2 separate regions of the Homo sapiens genome follow, and region 2 is linked to region 1. Evidence: read pairs that join two places in POLR2A ChIA-PET (ENCODE). Cell type or tissue: PC-9. All regions are shown on one strand. Each heading gives the region's core, and the rest is flanking DNA. Links, peaks and the distances in the headings are about the cores only. Region 1 has its middle 53 kb from the start of CD28. Region 2 has its middle 51 kb from the start of RAPH1.

Region 1 (4,395 bases), core at 168-4,167:
TTTGGACCAGAAACTTCCTGGTCCATGCTTTCTCATGGTGAATGGCAGAAACATGAGACCAAGTCAAACAACACAGACATTTACAGCTTCTGCCTGCATCCCATGCACTCCATATTCCATTGGCCAAAGTCATATAGCCAAACCCAAAGTCAAGGAGGCAGAGATAAAATCTCCATCTCTTCCACTGGGAGGTACTAAAAATAAAAACACTTGACAATGAGTTTCAATGTATAATTCTATTACAGGGAGGGAATGAAGATTGAAAGTCATAATCTAATCTGCCAAGCATATGTGGGCACCAACTGTGTTTCTAAGGAATCTACACAAAGGTATCAGCTCAGAAGCTCCAGAGCAGGTGAGCAGCATTCAGAGGGCGTCTGAGATGAGGTACTGTCAGGTTGAAACTGCATGAAGCTGCTTGCCTCAATAGAAGGAGCAAAAAGAGACAGGCAAGGTTGAGATTTGCAGTGATACGTAAGAGATGTCCAAGGCATATAGTCAACTCTTCATCCTACTTCATCTTACTTCAATTACTTCATCCTACTATGTAAGAAGGAAGTGCCAGTTCTACTGCACTCTCCTGCCTTTCCTGTGTAGGTGGAAGGGAAATAGGCAGTATAAATTAAAGCAAGGAATCATCATTTCCCCACACTGCTCTCTTAGGAAGTTTGGAAGTGGAGTTAAGAAGTTGTTTCTGTCCCTTTTAGAAGAAATGTGTTGTTAACCAAGGCCCTGATGTTAGATAGGGGAATACCTTTGGGAACCATGTACCCATTAGTAGACCAGGCCTCTTTCCCTAACACTTTGACCTGGGGTAAGGAATTTGAGGACAATACGCACTATTGCCATATTTTAAACAGATGACGCCTCTTGAGCCCAACCAAAGCCCTTTATTCTTGCTTTCAACATACATCTCTTGCCATTTTGGAATGAAACAGAGAGGAGCTTCAACTGTTTTAATTTGGTTCTCCTGAGAAATCAAGTCATTGGTCTTTATTCTATACCTCTGGGCCTCATAAAATGAAACTCACTTATCTCTCTTCTACACAGAAGGCTTTCAAGACTGAAAACAAATTCACAAACATTATATCCAAGTGTCTCGTTGATGTTTGACATCACAGATGCACAACAACTAACTGAATTTTTTTGTTTGTTTGAACAGAAATGACGTTAGATTTGTGTATCTTTCTGTGGATTGATTCAACATGAGAATGGATTCAAAAATACACATTCCTTCACAGTGCATGGTTTTAACATCATATCAAGGAAAGGGACACTGAAGAAGGTAATAAAGACTGTCTTGAATCACTGACATCACCCCTCCCCCATAGCCTGGCAGCAGCAGAGAGAAAATGTGTGTGCTTGGAGGAGAAAGAGTGCAGTGATTGCAGGACTTTACGTTGGAACTCAGTACTGTCCTGCCACAGCAGAAAGCAACACAGGGCAGAATTCAGCCAGAACCCACAGAGGGAGCATCTAGACCAACCCTAGCCAGAGGAGAATTGCCCATCCCAGTGGTCAGAACCTGAGTTCCAGCAAGCCCCACCACTTCAGGCTAAAGTACTCTGGGGTCCTAAATAAACTTGAAAGGTAGTCTAGGCCACAAGGACTGTAATTCCTAAGCAACTACTGATGCCATGTGGCTTGAAACCAGTGGACTTGGGGGGCATGCGACATAGTGAGACACCAGCCAGAGCAGCCAAGAGAGTGTTTGCATCACCCCTCCCCAGCCCAAGGCAGCACAGCTCGCAGCTCCAGGAGAGGCTCCTTCCTTCTGTTTGAGGAGAGGAGTGGGGAGCGTGAAGAGGACCTTTTCTTGCAACTTGGATACCAACTCACCCACAGTAGGTTAGGGCACCAGGCAGAGTCCTGAGGCCCCCATTCCAGGCACTAGCTCCTGAAAAACATTTCTAGACACATTTAGGTCCAGAAGGGAACCTGCTGCCTTGAAGGAAAGGACCCAGTCCTGGCAGGATTAATCACCTGCTGACTAAAGAGCCCTTTGGCCTTGAATAAATATCAGTGGTAGCCAGGCAGTACTTGCCACAGGCCTTGGGTGAGACTCAGAGCCATGCTGGCTTCTGCTGTGACTCAGTGCATTCCAAGCTGTGGTGGCCTCAGGGAGAGACTCCTTCTGCTCGAGGAAAGGAGAGGGAAAATTAAAGGGGACTTTGTTTTGCAGCTTGGGGACCAGCTCAGCTACAGTAGGGTAGAGCACTGAGCAGGCTCTTGGGGTCCCAGATTCCAGGCCTTGGTTCCTGGAAGGCATTTCTAGACCTGCCCCAGGCTAGAGGGGAGCCCACTGCCCTGAAAGGAGAGACCCAAGCATGGCAGCACTCACCACAAGCTGACTGAAAAGCCCTTGGGCTTTGTGTGAACTTCAGCCATAGCCTGACAGTATTTGTCATGGGCCTAGGGCAGTGGTGGACAGGGAGAGAAACTCCTTCTGCATAAGGAAAGGAAAAGGAAGAGTGGGAAAGACTTTATCTTGTGGCTTGGGTGTCAGCTCAGCTGCAGGAGGATAGAGCACCAAGTACATTCCTCAGGTTCCTGACTCCAGGCCCTGGCTGCCCGATGGCATTTCTGGACCTGCCCTGGGCCAGGGGAAGCTCACCTCCCTGAAGAAAAAGACACAAGCCTGGATGGATTCACCACCTGCTGACTGAAGAGCCCTTGGCCTTGAGTGAACATTTGCAGTAGCCAGGCAGTAGTCACTGCAGGCCTTGCGTAAGACTCAGTGTGCTGTGCTACACTTTGAGTCTGACTCAGTGTAGCCCAGTGCTGATGGCCACAACGGTGCTTGTGCCACCCCTCCCCCAATTCCAGGAAGCTCAGCATGGACAATGGGACTTCATTTGTTTAGGGGAAAGTAAGGGAAGAGAACAAGAATCTCTGCCTGGTAATCTAGGGATTCTCCTGGATCTTATCTAAGGCCACCAAGATGGTACCTGTATGAATCTGCAAGAGTCACGGCATTACTGGGCTTATGGTGCCTGCTAATGCAGGTATGGTTATAGTGATCAAAGATTTAAATCACAACACTCAATTTTCTTTGAATACTTGGAAAGCCTTCCCAAAAAGGACAGGTACAAACAAGCCCAGACTGTGAAAACTACAATAAATACCGAACTCCTCAATGCCCAAACAATGATAAATTTCCACAAGCATCAAGACCATCCAAGAAAACATGACCACTCCAAATCAACTAAATCAGGCACCAGTGGACCAATCCCGGAGTGACAGAAATATGTGACCTTTCAGATAGATAATTCAAAATATGTGTTTTGGGGAAGCTCAGTGAAATTCATGAAAACATAAAGAAGGAATTCAAAATCCTATCAGATAAATTTAACAAGGAGATTGAAATAATTTTTAAAAATCCAGGCCAGGCGTGGTGGCTCACGCCTGTAATCCCAGCACTTTGGGAGGTCAAGGCGGGTGGATCACGAGGTCAGGAGATCGAGACCATCCTGGCTAACATGGTGAAACCCCGTCTCTACTAAAAAATACAAAAAAATTAGCTGGGCGTGGTGGCAGGCACATGTAATCCCAGCTACTGAGGAGGCTGAGACAGGAGAATGGCATGAACCCGGGAGGCGAAGCTTGCAGTGAGCCGAGATTGCGCCACTGCACTCCAGCCTGGGGCCACAGAGCAAGACTCCGTCTCAAAAAAAAAAAAAAATCCAGTAGAAATTCTGGAGCTGAAAAATACAGTTGACATATTAAGGAATGCATCAGTCTTTCAACAGCAGAATTGATCAAGCAGAAGAAAGAATTCATGAGCTTGAAGATAGGCTACTTGAAAATACACAGTGAGAGGAGAAAACAGAATGAAGCACACCTACAAGATCTAGAAAACAGCTTTGGAAGGGCAAATCTAAGAGTTATTGGCCTTAAAGAAGAGATAGAGATAGAGATTGGAGTAGAAAATTTATTCAAAGGGATAAAAAAAAAAGAGAACTTTCCAAACCTAGAGAAATATATCAATATTCAAGTACAAGAGGATTATAGAACACCAAGCAGATTTAACCCAAATGAGACTATTTCAAGACATTTAATAATCAAACTCCCAAAGGTCAAGGATAAAGAAAGTATCCCAAAAGCAGCAAGAAATAAATTGCATATAATGGAGCTTCAATATGTCTGGCAGCAGACTCTTCAGTGTAAAACATACAGGCCAGGATAGAGTGGCATGACATATTTAAAATGCTGAAAGAAAAAAACTTTTATCCTAGAATAGTATATCTGGTGGAAATATCCTTCAAACATGGTGGAGAAATAAAGACTTTTCCAGACAAACAAAAGCTGAGGGACTTCATCAACATCAGAACTGTCCTATAAGAAATGCTAAAGGGAGTTTTTAATCTGAAAGAAAAGAACATTAATGTGCAATAA
Region 2 (4,395 bases), core at 98-4,097, 170 kb after region 1:
TAGGCCGGGAGCAGTGGCTCATGCCTGTAATCCCAGCACTTTGGGAGGCCGAAGCGGGCGGATCACAAGGTCGGGAGATTGAGACCATCCTGGCTAACACGGTGAAACCTCGTCTCTACTAAAAATACAAAAAATTAGCCGGGTGTGGTGGCAGGCACCTGTAGTCCCGGCTACTCAGGAGGCTAAGGCAGGAGAATTGCTTGAACCTGGGAGGTGGAGGTTGCAGTGAGCCGAGATTGTGCCACTGCACTTAAGCCTGGGCTACAGAGCCAGACTCTGTCTCAAATAAATAAATAACATCACAGTTTTGCATTTATAGAGTAGCTTTACTTTCAGAGTTTTGGTGCTATTTTTTTTTCCAAAAGTATTATTTTTTTATTCAGGGCCTAGCTCTGTCACCCAGGGTGAAAAGCAGTGGCACGATCTCAGCTCACTGTGACCTCCAGGTTCAAGTGATTCTCATGCCTCAGCCTCCCAAGTAGCTGGGACTATAGGCACGTGCCACCATGCCCAGCTAATTTTTGTAATTTTTTTTTTTTTTAAGACACAGTCTTGCTCTGTCTCCAGGCTGGAGTGCAGTCGTACGATTTCGGCTCACCGTAACCTCCACCTCCCAGGTTCAGGCAATTCTCCTGCCTCAGCCTCCCGAGTAGCTGGGACTACAGGTGCGTGCCACTACACCCAGCTAATTTTGTATTTTGTTTTTGTAGAGACGGGGTTTTACCATGTTGGCCAGGCTGGTCTGGAACTCCTGACAAGTGATCTGCCCAGCCTCCCAGAGTGCTGGAATTACAGGCATGAGCCACCACACCCAGCCACAAAATTCGAATGGTTACTATATTTCTATCAGCCAACATACAGTGAAACTTTGTAATTGATGTCCAGTTTGTTTCTCCCCTAAAAGGAAACACTTTTCCAACCTTTTCCCAACCTCTAATTCCTCCAAATTTGCACTGAACTGGTCCCAAAGCTGTCCCAGCTGGGACTTGCCACCTCACTCAACCTAGAATGAATATTCACTACACCTTTTGTTTGTTTGTTTTTTTGAGATGGAGTCTCACTCTGTCACCCAGACTGGAGTGCAGTGGTGCGATCTCAGCTCACTGCAAGCTCTGCCTCCCAAGTTCACACCATTCTCCCGCCTCAGCCTCCCAACTAGCTGGGACTACAGGTGCCCGCCACCACACCTGGCTAATTTTGTTTTTGTATTTTTAGTAGAGACGGGGTTTCACCGTGTTAGCCAGGATCTCCCGACCTTGTGATCTGCCTGCCTTGGCCTTCCAAAGTGCTGGGATTACAGATGTGAGCCACCGTGCCCAGCCCCACTACACCTTTTCAAGAGCAAATCATCTCTTCCTACATGCTCAGTTCCCTGGTTCTCCCAGCCCCCTCACTTCAGGATTGCCTATCTCAACTCTTGGGCCCAAAGGAGTCCTTGATGTGAGTGTGTGTGTGTGTGTGTGTGTGTGTGTGTACTTCTGTGTGTGTGTGTGTGTGTGTGTGTATTCCTCACCTATCAGCGGTTGAGTAGGGAAGGTTAATATGAATATGCCGGCTTAAACAAACATCACACAGACTCAGAACTGCAAGAAACCCTAAATTTAAGTCCCTCATTTTTCAGATGAAGAAACAAAGCTTGAGAGTTTAAGTAACTTGCCTAGAGGCATGCAGCTCATAGTCAACAACGCCAGAGCTGCAAGCAGTGCTTAATCATCAGGCTCTTCCTCCTATGCACTTTTTACTTTATTCTCCCACAATCTTTTTCCCTGCCATTATTTTCTCGTCTGTAGCATAGGCATAATAACAGTTCTGCCTACCTCACAGGACTGTTGTGAGAATTAATGAGATAGCATATATGAATGTGCTTTAAAACCCTTGCAAATGTCAGATGCTATTTAAAATGAAAATTATTTCGATCAAGAAAATAAATGCATACCATAAAAATGGATAATAAATCACAAATGAGAAATACTCTGCAGATGACTTCTAGCACTTATAATTAAGTTTCCAATTAACTCTAAGTACCAAATAGAACTGAAGGGAAAATAAGATCGTCTTCTGTGCATGGGGCTAAAAGAAATCAGCATGCGCCTAATGGAAATTAGGCAGCTACATGGGACTGAATGAAAATTAGGTTATGTTGCTAAGAGCTGGGGATTATATTATGCCCTTTATTCCCCTTCCACTATTGACTCACTTTCATGACACCCTCGTCAGTAATGCAACTTCGAGGTTATTATCGTAATTGAGATGATTAGGTTTTCTTATTCAAAACAAAAGTGGCCATGTTCAACAGAAGTGATTCCAGGGAAAGGGAAATTCTTTGGGCTGACATTGACTATAATCAAGTTTTGGAAAACTCCGAGAAGTAAAAATAGGAATGGTGGGGAGCAGAGGGGAAACCATGACGTCCTAGAATGTTTAGCCTGCATGCAAACACTAAGAATGAAAAATACGTAGAAAGTACTGAACTTGAAAGCCCAGAACCACAGTATTATGACTTCATTAGAGTAATTTAGCAGCAGTGGGACAGCACATGAAACTGATTATTCAGGGAGGACGGGTTATTCAGGAAGATAAATTAGTAAAGGAATTTCCTTAACTGGGGCATCAAGAAGAGAAAGTCTTCACATAGGAAACTTTGTAGAGAGCAAGCCCCTCCTAATTACACATATGGCTATGCATAGTTATTTATGATAAGCTACCCCCAACAGATACACCCAAACATTCCTTGGTAAACTAAACTAGGTCACTTGATGAGCAACACAGAGTGTCTCACTCAGCCGTTCTTCCTTGCCACCTTCTTTCTTGTCAGTAGGGAAGATTAAGTGGTGGCCGAACAAGGCATAAGTGAGATGATAAGATCAAACACCTGTCCCTAAGGGCCAGGCAGCCACATGGAAAACAGGCAATTAGAGACACCAGCCAGGTCAGGGCATAGTGTCAGGAGAGTAGAATAATAGGCAGATGGGTGGCTAAATGCATGGAAGAAAAATAGCAATGGGGACTCCTAGAGCAAGTAATATTCAGAAACCCAGGCAGCAAGCAGGCCTGGCAGCTGGTAGCTGGAACCCTGCTTGGAGAGTGGAGCTTACGGGCATGCAAATTAGCAAGATCAAGGCAGAACCTCTGTTCCAGAAGAACTGAGGACTTGACCAGAAATTTAGGCAGAGACTAAAGATGCAGGAAAATAGGACAAAGACTCATTTACTAGGACAAAGATACCAGGTAGAAATTTGACCCAAGGAATGAGACAAATGTTCATTAGTGGAAGTAAGTTGTGGGCTAAGGCCTGCACTAATGCTGCACTGATGCTGAGCAGCCAAACTCTGGCTTTTTTTTTTTTTTTTTAATTCTCCTGACTTCGGAAATGTCCCCATACCTTGGACAGACCTGAACAGAAGCAAAAGTTTGATATTGCTAATTGGACAAGGTACTCCTATAATACCCTGTATATAGCTCGATTGCTGCACTTATTTACTTAAATGTTTACATAGCACTTACTATGTTTCAGACACTCCCCTACATAGTCATAAATATTAACTCCTACAACAACCCTAGGTACAATGACAGTTGCCACTTGACAAATAAGGAAACTAGGCATAGAGAAGTGAAGTTATTATGAAGTCCAAGGTCACACAGCTAGTAAGTGGCTGAGTAAGAATTTGTACCCAAACACTCAGGCTCAAAGTCCATGTTTCTAACCATGACCCCACACCATTTTGCTACCTTTGTCATATCCACCTGTGTTTCTCTTCACCTCTAGAGTCTAATATATAGTCATGAGGTGCTATCAAGAATCTAGTCAGGCTAGGCATAGTGGGTAACATAGCAAAAAATAAAAATAAAGGGCTAGCCGCGGTGCTGTAATCCCACCACTTTGGGAGGCCGAGGTGGGTGGATCACTTGAGACCAGGAGTTTGAGACCAGCCTGGGAAACATGGTGAAACCCCATCTCTACCAAAAATACAAAAATTAGCTGAGTGCAGTGGCGCCCACCTGTAGTCCCAGCTATTCAGGAGGCTGAGGCGCAAGAATCACTTGAACCCAGGAGGCAGAGGTTCCAGTGAGCTGAGATAGTGCCACTGCACTCCAGCCTGGATGACAGAGCAAGACTCTGTCTCAAAAAAATAAAATAAAATATTAACTGGGAGTCTTAGTTACTTGGGAGCCTAAAGCAAAGTTGTGGGGAGTGGGGAGAGTTGGGGGGTCGCTTGAGCTCAGGAGGTTGAGGCTGCAGTGAGCTATGATGGTACCACTACTCTCCAGCATGAATGACAGAGTGAGACCCTGTCTCAAAAAAAAAAAGAAGAAGAAGAACTTTGGTCATATTTACATTCCCAATGCTTAGTGCAATGCCTAGTGTATAGTGGGCCTTAATACATGCCTAAGTGG

What was found. ChIA-PET counts read pairs that join two places held together with the same protein. Peaks named below come from ENCODE experiments on the same cell type or tissue, not always from the same donor. Only the 100,000 strongest peaks of a DNase experiment are listed, where the experiment ranks them.
Region 2: POLR2A ChIA-PET joins it to region 1 with 8 read pairs; 3 of 35 experiments call an interaction of 5 or more read pairs at or near these places.

What each region holds. Positions count from the first base shown.
Region 1 is chr2:203,757,511-203,761,905 of GRCh38, reverse strand. No RefSeq gene overlaps it. Among named protein-coding and RNA genes, the nearest start is that of CD28, 53 kb to the right of the region's middle. In PC-9, for the core only: no CTCF peak of the experiment used is centred there; DNase peaks (open chromatin) are centred at 2,045 and 2,685; H3K4me3 peaks cover 761 bases; H3K27ac peaks cover 3,218 bases.
Region 2 is chr2:203,584,177-203,588,571 of GRCh38, reverse strand. No RefSeq gene overlaps it. Among named protein-coding and RNA genes, the nearest start is that of RAPH1, 51 kb to the right of the region's middle. In PC-9, for the core only: no CTCF peak of the experiment used is centred there; DNase peaks (open chromatin) are centred at 1,661 and 2,821; H3K4me3 peaks cover 391 bases; H3K27ac peaks cover 3,142 bases.